Linked DNA regions of Homo sapiens: region 2 is linked to region 1. Evidence: chromatin loops called from intact Hi-C (ENCODE). Cell type or tissue: B cell. All regions are shown on one strand.

What was found. Peaks named below come from ENCODE experiments on the same cell type or tissue, not always from the same donor. Only the 100,000 strongest peaks of a DNase experiment are listed, where the experiment ranks them.
Region 2: a loop joins it to region 1, with 4 times the contacts of the local background. A loop is called at or near these places in 5 of 110 quality-filtered maps.

The regions. Positions count from the first base shown.
Region 1 is chr6:148,758,560-148,763,559 of GRCh38, reverse strand. The region is part of intron 1 of UST (uronyl 2-sulfotransferase); the gene reads right to left. It overlaps LOC107986659 (a long non-coding RNA gene), which reads left to right. Exons shown (of 2, transcript XR_001744408.2): 1 at 1-2,728; 2 at 3,581-5,000. Among named protein-coding and RNA genes, the nearest start is that of UST, 14 kb to the right of the region's middle. RefSeq lists enhancers at 1,699-1,838, 2,092-2,842. In B cell, no CTCF peak of the experiment used is centred here; DNase peaks (open chromatin) are centred at 2,389, 3,609, 3,959 and 4,889; H3K4me3 peaks cover 2,651 bases; H3K27ac peaks cover 5,000 bases.
Region 2 is chr6:148,864,663-148,869,662 of GRCh38, reverse strand. All of the region lies in intron 1 of UST (uronyl 2-sulfotransferase), which reads right to left. Among named protein-coding and RNA genes, the nearest start is that of UST-AS1, 98 kb to the left of the region's middle. RefSeq lists silencers at 436-730, 2,484-2,533. In B cell, no CTCF peak of the experiment used is centred here; DNase peaks (open chromatin) are centred at 2,612 and 3,222; H3K4me3 peaks cover 1,014 bases; H3K27ac peaks cover 1,084 bases.

The sequences.
Region 1 (5,000 bases):
ATGGCTAAGCAATGCAACAAAAACAAAAATAAACAAAAGGGACTTAATTAAACTAAAGAGCTTCTGTACAGCAAAGAAAGAATCAACAGAGTAAACAAACAACTTGCAGAAAGGGAGAAAATATTTGCAAAAATGCATCCCACAAAGGACTAATATCCAGAATCTATACAAGGAACTCAAATAACTCAACAAGAAAAAAGCAAATAACCCTATTAAAAAGTGGGCAAAGGACATGAACAGACATTTTTCAAAAGAAGATATACAAGCAGCCCACAAAAATACAAAGGAGAAAATGCTCAGTATCACTAATTATCAGAGAAATGCAAATTAAAACCACAATGAGATACCATCTCACACCAGTCAGAATGACTAGTATTAAAAAGTCAAAAAACAACAGATGTTGGCAAGGATGGGGAGAAATGGGAACATGTACACACTGTTAGTGGGAATGTAAATTAGTACAACCTCTGTGGAAAACAGTATGGAGATTTCTCAAAGAACTAAAAATCGAACTACCATTCGACCCAGCAATCCCACTACTGGGTATCTACGGGAAGGAAAAGAATCATTCTATCAAATAAACACCTGCCCTTGTATGTTTATCATAGCACTATTCACAACAGCAAAGTCAGGGAATGAAACTAACTGTCCATCAACAGATGACTGGATAAAGAAAATGTGGTCTATATACAGATGTCTTTTGCAGCAACAGGAATGGAGCTGAAGACCATTGTCCTAAGTGAAGTAACTCAGAAACAAAAACTCAAATACCACACATTCTCACTTAGAAGTGAGAGCTAAACAATGGGTACACATGGACATACAGAGGGAAATAACAGACAATGGGGACTCTCAAAAGCAGGGAGGGAGAAAAGGCTTGATGATTGAAAAATTACCTTTTGTGTACAGTGTTCACTATTTGGGTAATGGGTACACTAGGAACCCAAACCTCACCATTATGCAATATACCCATGTAAAAAGCATGCACTTATACTCCCTGCATCTATTAAAAAAAAAAAAAAAAGATAGAAGCCTGCCCAGCAACCAAATTCAGCTCTAGCAGTTTCTCCTGACCACGCTAGGAAGCACCCCTGAAAACATGGCTAAACATACACTCTATGACAGAGTTTGGGTCAGAGACAGAGTGCCACCATGGTAACTGCATACATTTCAAGACCCTTGCATAAAAAGCACATGCCTCTCTTCAGCCACAAGGAATAGGAAAGAAAGACAAAGATGCTTGAATAAAGTATTCTCCAAATACATTTGAACAATTCATCATCTTATGAGACCCAAAATATTATCACTGATATCCTTTGCCCAGGTGAAAAGAGGAGACAAAAGCCAGAGGTTATGGATCTTAACAAATATTTCCTGTTCCCTCCCTTTAGTTTCTGGGAAAACTCTTTATCTCGCAGCACGAATGAAGAATATAACTACAAACATTTCAGGGTCTCTCAGGCCTTGGATCTCTGCTCTACAAGCAAACAAGAACAGCCTTTTGAGTTGGGAAATGCATGAGCAAAGAAAACAAGGTGGCCTCAATCCTGTTATCTGCCAAAACAAAATAAAGACACTGCGCCATTTGGTTTTTATATTTATGTGGTTTTCTGGAATCGTTTCTCCATTTTTACTTTTGTGTCCCATGCAGCTGTTAGAGAGCTGCTTCTATGGACTGTTGGGAGAGCACGCAACACATTTTCAAGAGTAACCCATGTTAACCCCGCACTGCTGAAGTTGGCTCCACACTCGGGGGTTATATCAACATTTCCTCCTTCAAGCAGATCTTCCACACAGGAACTCCTCCCTCCACCTGCTAAGAGGTGACCACACCACAATCCCCGGGCCAGGCTGGCAAGGCTGCAGGGGTGAGTGTGGCCAGGCCCAGGTTGCTCAGGTGCCCACCCTCCTTCCTCAGCCCTGCCGGGCATTCTCCACCAATCGGCACTTTCTGGTTTCTTCCCCACTGTGGTAAAAATAACTTCCTCTTGAAGTATCTAAATCTGTATGTGATTTTACACACTTTTTTTTTTTTTGGCACGTTGTCGGATGAATTCTGACACTAAAGCAGAATGAAATTGCAAGAGATCTGCAATCACATTTCTGTAAAGCTCTGACCAGATGAGTCAGTTCCACTGTTTTCTCAAAGACTGAGAAAATACTTTCAGGCAAGACACTGCATTCTAAGCACCACAGCAGTTCCTTCTCCCCTAAGCTTCTTAGGAACTTGGCAGTGTGGTAGATGGAGGGAGGCGGAGCAGAAGGCAGGGTGCTGTTTGTTGTGATCTGCCCATGGCTTACTGGCTGTGTTCTGAGCAGAGAGGGCGTCTCAGGGGACCCATCAACCCACATCGACGTGGCTCCCAGAACTTGGCCGCACGTGCTTGGAGGAGCTGAAGCAGGGTTCCAGCCAGCCCGCTGGGGGCCTTGAAGTAAGGCTCTGTTGCACTCCTGCTAACACCCTCAGAAAAGCGGTGGGAGGAGCAGTCATTCTCAAATACCACAGCTTCGAAGAGGATCCCTTCTGACAGTAACATACCACTGCACAAAGCAGGCTCACTGAGGGAACTGGAAAACTGTTCAGTTCTGTGGCTTTTACGGGCCATGTAGACAGAGGAAGGGGGCTAAGATGTGTAAGGGAATCAAAACCATTTCATTTCTCTTTGTGCTTACTGGCCAGCCGTGTCTCCTCTTCTGTGACTGCTCCTGTACTCTGCCCATTTATCTCGTGAGTTGGTTTATCTTTTTCTCATTGATAAACTGAACTTTTAAAGACCTGCATATTAGTTCTATTTCCTGGGGAGATGTTTGTGGTTTTTTTTTGTTTTGTTTTGTTTTGTTTTGTTTTGTTTTGCTATGGTTATGGGGTGTTACTGTTGAGCTTTCACTTTAATATAGTTTTTTTTTTCTTTGTGGTTTTTACTTTCTGTGTCTTCAAATGACTTCTGATGAGAAAGTACTGGTAAACAGACCTATTTGTCTGGACAAGATTTATGTGTGTAGCAGAGCAGGGTAGACATAATAGTCATTTTAGTATCTTCAATTATTTGAAGACTATAAAGTCCAATAGACAAGCCTATATAGCTTCCAGAAGAACAGCAAAAAATGGATGGAGGCTAGAAAGGAGTAGCTCACCACACTGTGAAGAACCCTCTTACCCACTGGAGCTGCCCACAGTGAAATGGGATGGTCAGTAGCAGGCAACCGGGAGGAGGCTGTGCAAATCCTCATCAACAACACAGCTTTCACCTATCACATAGTGAGACTCTAAACTCTGGAAACCCATGTCTTACTCTGCTTCTTCTCTCTTAGGACTTCCTGGGGACATTCTGCTTCCCCTAATTTCTAGAGCAAGTTCTGGCGGAGGTGGAGGAAACGCACTGCTGATTTTAATTTTAGAAAAAATTTAACTATGATTAAGACTCAGAAAATGACAACGATGGCCTAAAATGTTTTTGTGTATTCTACTTGCCTTGGTCACTTGACTTCTGCAATTTTTAAAATAAGTGTTTGGGTCCAAAGAAAATAGCCTTATATTTGTTTCAGTTGCTACAATTATATGACCTCTTGTCTCTTTCAGCACATGATTTGAAGAACAGCAGAGATCTTAGAACGATCTACTTCAGTGATTCTCAAGAGAAAAGAAACACTCTCCCCTGGGAGTGCACAGAAAAATTACCTCAGGGACTTTTTTTTTTTTTTTTTTTTTTTTGAGACAGAGTCTCGCTCTGTCGCCCAGGCTGGAGTACAGTGGTGCGATCTTGTCTCACTGCAAGCTCCACCTCCCGGGTTCACACCATTCTCCTGCCTCAGCCTCCCGAGTAGCTGGGGCTACAAGCGCCCACCACCATGCCCGGCTAATTTTTTGTATTTTTAGTACAGACGGGGTTTCACCGTGTTAGCCAGGACGGTCTCGATCTCCTCACCTTGTGATCCGTCCGCCTCGGCCTCCCAGGGAGCTGGGATTACAGGCGTGAACCACCGCGTACGCCGCATTCTTTTATTTTTTTATTTTTATTTATTTATTTATTTTGGGATGGAGTCTCGCTCTGTCGCCCGGGCTGGAGTGCAGTGGTGCGATCTCGGCTCACTGCAAGCTCCGCCTCCTGGGTTCATGACATTCTCCTGCCTCAGCCTCCCTAGTAGCTGGGACTACAGGCGCCCGCGACCACGCCCGGCTAATTTTTTTGTATTTTTTAGTAGAGACGGGGTTTCACCATGTTAGCCAGGATGGTCTCGATCTCCTGACCTCGTGATCCACCCACCTCGGCCTCCCAAAGTGCTGGGATTACAGGCGTGAGCTCAGGGACTTTTTTAAAAGGACTTCCAATGCCATGCCCTTTCTCCCTCTCCTGGCCACTGAGATGTATTCCCATAGGGACAGTCAAGACCCTATGGAAACACTGCTATGGATGAGGGTCCTAAGGAACGGAAACAGCTGAGAATCATGGATCTAATGAAACTCCTTCATTGTAGAGATGAAGACACTGAAGCCTTGGAGGCTCACATGACTTAACACCGACAACTGACTTATTGTCGGGTCACCCTGCACACCCAGGCCTAGTGCCCCCTCCATCCAGCCGCATGGCTCTGCCTGACGGTTCTGTTTATCCAATGGGAAGGCATTCATGTCAAACAGCCTTTGTGTTAAAGCAGGAAGCTCTGTGCTGGATGACAAGGTCAGGGTTTTTAAGGTCCCCAAACAAAATACAACTTTCTACGAAATAATGTAAAATCAGCATTTGCCTTCAACTGCTCAAGGAACTGGGTGATTGGCCATGCCAGATGGTATGGCTCTCACTTGCCGCAACACCTACTGGAGGCTAACAGAGCAAGGCAACACAGAGAGGCTGAGCTTGGGAAACAAGCAAGTGAAGACACAAGATCTGCTTCTGCGGTTCACTGCTCTTGCTCTGACTGTCAATGAGAGGGAAGTGGGAACTGAGAAAAGAAAGTGGGCGTACTACTGGACGTGGTAGTTTCGTCATGAATGGGGGAAG
Region 2 (5,000 bases), 110 kb before region 1:
GGAAGCGTGTGTGGATGAAATGCGTTTGATGCCAGCGTCGGTCTTATACAGATGTTGTGGGACAGATAGAACCATCCCATCTGGGATTATGCTTTCCTATAAACTTTCAAGTAACACAAGGAAAGGATCATAGTTTCTTCTTTATTAGGCCTTCAAATGTAAAATAAGGTTTTGAATAGAGCAGTGGAAATTATTGAAGTCATTTGGAAAGGTAATCCTCACAAAATTAACTAGCAACCTAACACATGAGCCTGATGGTGTCTATTAAAAGGGAGTAAGCTTTAATAAATTCATCACTCTCCTTTTCCTATCATCTCTCTAGTTCTATTTCACATCAGCTTTAATAGGATTTACGTGAAATTTTGTGGTTCACAGAACTATAATTTTGGAAGATAAACAAGGATTCCCAGACCTCCATATGTTACTCTATGCACAGATAAACACAACACCAAAAAACAAAACTACACCAAAGCCAAACAAATAGGTGCCTTAACATCAGAAATTCCTTTCCAAAGATAGGCTGAAGGCACAAGGGAAAGAATGCAGGGGAAGAATGTGAGTATGGCAGCCAACAGCCCAAGGTAGTGATCTACTTATTGGACGTAACCTTGGCAAGGTCTTGCAGTTTCTGAGTTTTAGTTTCCCTAGAGGTAAAGCAGGAAGAATAAAACTTACCTCATAAGGCTGGGGTGGTGTGAAACGGGGAGTGGTTAAAATCATCATTTATAAACTACCTGGCATACAAACATAAAGTGTAACTCTTACGATTATATTTAAAATAGAGCCAATTTAAGAACATGGTACATTAAGTAAAACATCTTCCAAGTAGTCACATACATAAACATCAGTCTGGTGCTGAAAGATGTAGCCCTTGTTACGCTCTTAGAATGGCCTGTCACAGTCTTCCTGCACATTTTTCAGGATTTATGATGGGGGGGTTATACCTGGGCATAAATTAATGTAATTTTCAAAACCCTGGCAGGGTTTGGGTATTCCTACACTTGTAGTATGATTCTGAAAAATAAAGTCTACCGTGGCTCATAAATACTCTTTAGTACTTAGTAGATCGGTTTCTTTTCTAGAGAAGTCTTAGTCCTACCTTTCAACAAAATGAGTTGGGAAATCCCTTCTAAAAGCCTGGCTGTTTTGAATTGCTCATAAATCTAGAAATATTCACGGTCTTTTCAAAGACGAAGTGAGTCACTCACTTTTGAATCACTGAATTTGAGGGTTGATGCAGATTACAGGGCTTGAAAGCAAAGGCCAGCACTAGCTCTGTTGGACAAAACCAGAGTTCATCTTTGCATTAAAACAAACGTCAAGTTTTCTGGTTTTCAGGGAACTAATGGAGAAAACACATTCGTGAATTCCAAATATATCCAAGCCTACTTAACATCAACTTACTTGTTGGAAAATGCTTCTTAATAAAACAATTTTTCCCCAACAGCAGAAAACATCAATTGAGTGAGTCTATCCTTACTAAAAATAAAGTCATTATCATGGTGCAAAAGGGAGCAGAAGCTCATCAGAAGACAGAGCTTTTGTCTAAGGAGTGGCCTGACATGGAGTGGGGCCTCAGATCACAGTGTCCTTTGCAGAGGAAGTGATGATGCCAGGACTGCTCATCAGTGGCAGGCTCATCAGTGATGAACAGCCTCTGACTGAGACATTAAGAAGATTACTGTGTTGGATGGAGGGAGGCACAGGATGATCTTCCAACCTTACTTCCAATTCTCAGATTCAGGGACTCCCTGAAGATCCCTTACAGCAACAAGCACAGCAAACTGCTCATCTTTTAAAAATCACCTTATTTATCATGTAGATTTCAATCCTACAAACAAGTGTGTATTAGTCTGTTCTCATGGTGCTGATAAAGACATACCTGAGACTGGATAATTTATAAAGAAAAAGAGGTTTAATAGACTCACAGTTCCACGTGGCTGGGGAGGCCTCACAATCAGGGCGGAAGGTGAAAGGCACATCTTACATGGTGGCAGATGAGAGCATGAGAGCCAAGCGAAAGGGGTTTCCCCTTATCAAACCATCAGATCTCACGAGACTTATTCACTACCACGAGAACAGTATGGGGGAAACTGCCCCCAGGATTCAATTATCTCTCACCAGCTCCATCCCACCCAATCTCAAGATGAGATTTGGATGGGGACACAGCCAAACCATATCAAAGTATGAATAATAAATATCAAGAAGAAGGATATTAATGATATCAAGAAGACATTTTAACATGGGTATGACTCTTTATAAAGAGTCGGTGCTATAGCACAGAATTTTACAAATAAAATGGCTTTCAAAAATACATACATACGTACATATATATGTGTGTGTGTGTGTGTGTGTGTGTGTGTGTGTGTGTGTGTGTATTCAACAATGCCTCAAAGAAAGGTAGAAATGGGAAGGGAAAGCTGTTTGATTAATGCAAACTGGGTTTTTCTCTCAAGAATGACTTTGTGCCTGCCAAATGACAAAGGTTTCACAGATTTTTCTCTACTGTGACTAGCAGGCAAATGTGTTGGTTTATGCCCAGTGCAGTGGTAGGACCTGGGGTTACGTGGATGTGAGATTGTCTGATCTCAGGACACAAAGACTGAAGTTAGTTGAGCATAGGAGAAGTGAAAGATACTTGCTTTCACAGCTGAGGTTTTACTAGAGAAGCCATAGAGCAGGCAGTAAGAACAAGACTCTGGTTGCCCTCGAGGCCATGACCGTTTCAGAATCAAGCAAAGCCATTACAAACCTAAAGAAAAAAAAAATGCCTTGTGGAGGTCGTAAAAAGATAAATCAAAGGAAGGTACATGTAACAGAGAATAATTGAAGAGATCACTCAGCAATGGAGGAAATATATTTCATGATAGTACAAAGAGGCATTGAAGCAAAAACAACTTGTAAGGAGAATAAAAACAATAACACGGGGTTATAAATGAGAAATTAATATTATAATGAAATTGTGCTGATGAAAGCTGGAAAGAGAGAATGAAGTTATACTAGCTAATAGAGATATGAAGCAGTGGAAAATGAATGTTTAGGTAGGGAAGCCTTGATATTTTTCTGAGGTACAGGAAAATAGAATGCAACTGGCATTTATTATGTCTATCATGAGTTGTTCATTAGGCAACTCACTAGGTAGTGCTCTCATTCAATCTTCAGGTGGATGTTGTTTTCGCATCTTGTAGACGAGGAAACAACCCTCAAGGGGTCAAAAAATTTCCCCAGGAAGGGACAACTAGCCAATGGTAGGGGCAGCACAGATTTGGAAGAGCCGGTTTCCACAGCCCATAGTTGACGTCCTTATTTTGCAGATCTACCCCCGACTACTGGTTTTTTCTGTCTGTATAACATCAGCAATTTAATAAAGGGGCAGATTTTGAAAAATGTCTTTCAAATAAATAAACGAGAGAAATAAGGTTTGGGAGCTCATCGTAGGTTTTCTAAACTATGTTATTTCATTTTTTAGTTATCACTAAATTTATTTAGTTATCACTAAATATATTTAGTTATCACTAAATATTGATTATAAAATAATCAATATTGTCATGGAAAAAAGCAGGGAAGAATTTAAAGTCTAATTAATTCTTTCTTTCCCCAATATGTATATGTATTTGTATATATATATACATACACACACATATACATATACATACACACACATATATTCTAAAGTTATATAAATAATGTCACATAAGGCTGTGCATACATGTAAGAGATAATTGTCTAACGAAGCATGCTTTCTCAATTTAAAAGCCTCAGACATACATTCCATGCATAGTCCCCAAAATATTCAAAGTCAAGTTAACAAAAGTTTGTTTCCTCACCTGGAGTGTTTTTATCCCATCTTTCCACCTATCCAAATTTTAGCCATTCCTATCCCCATTTTCTTTCTTAAGTCCATTTTTCAACACTCTAAGCCACATTAATTTGCCTCTTCTCTGAATTCACACACACACACACACACACACACACACACACACACACACACACACACAATTTCAGCAAGGAAAGAATGGGTCAATGCCGGACCTGGATGCTAATGACATTTGATTGCTGTATGTTTCATTTCACTTTGGCATGGAGCCAGCTTGTCTAACAACCAGGTGTTTTCTCTCTCTCTCTCTCTCTTTTTAAAACATTCTTTATATTAAACGTAATAAGTAAATGACTTTTCCAAAAAGAAAAAGGAATTTAAGAAAACACCCGACTTTCCTCTACAGTACCTCTGATCACAAAATTGGACACCACACTGAAAATGCAACACTTGATTCATTTCTGTGGGGAGTCTTTCAAAAGCTTTAAACACGGTGACCCCATGCCCAAAAGGGCATTTGAAAGACAATTTCAAAAGTAAGCCCTGCTGTTACTCCACTCCAGAGACCATTTTGAGCTTCTTTTCCACCACTAATGTCACAAAAATGACCAACACGCCAGGAAAGAGGGCTTGCATTTCGAGTCAAATCCCTTTAACAGAAGTCATTCTTAAACATGCCACACCAAACAGATGGAGTCATCGAAGTACTGTATGTACCACCTGTGCTTTCATCCAAATGCCACCTGCAGTACAGACCAAATGAACTTTTAAAGGTTCCAAGCCAACATAATGTTCACAGTCATGACCACTTCTAGGCCTAAAAATCGCAGAGTACAAAGTCGCATTTTGAGTTAGCTTACCTAGATTTTAAATCTTTTATGAATAAAACAACTATATAAATAATGCACACCACATTTTAAAAATTTTTATTAGCACTTGTGGAGAAAATAGACATCAGCCTTTCTGAATACTGAGCATTGTGTACTGAGGGCAAAACAAGGGAAACCAGAAAACCATCTCAATGCCCTGTAAACTGGACACTAGACCAAACTATTTTGTCAAGTTACAATTCCTCCCTTTACTATAACTATTAATCATGACATTTTCTGAAACAACCAAGGATAACTATTAATTATTGCCTCAACACATAACATTCCGGTGAGGGTTAATATTGAGCGTCAAC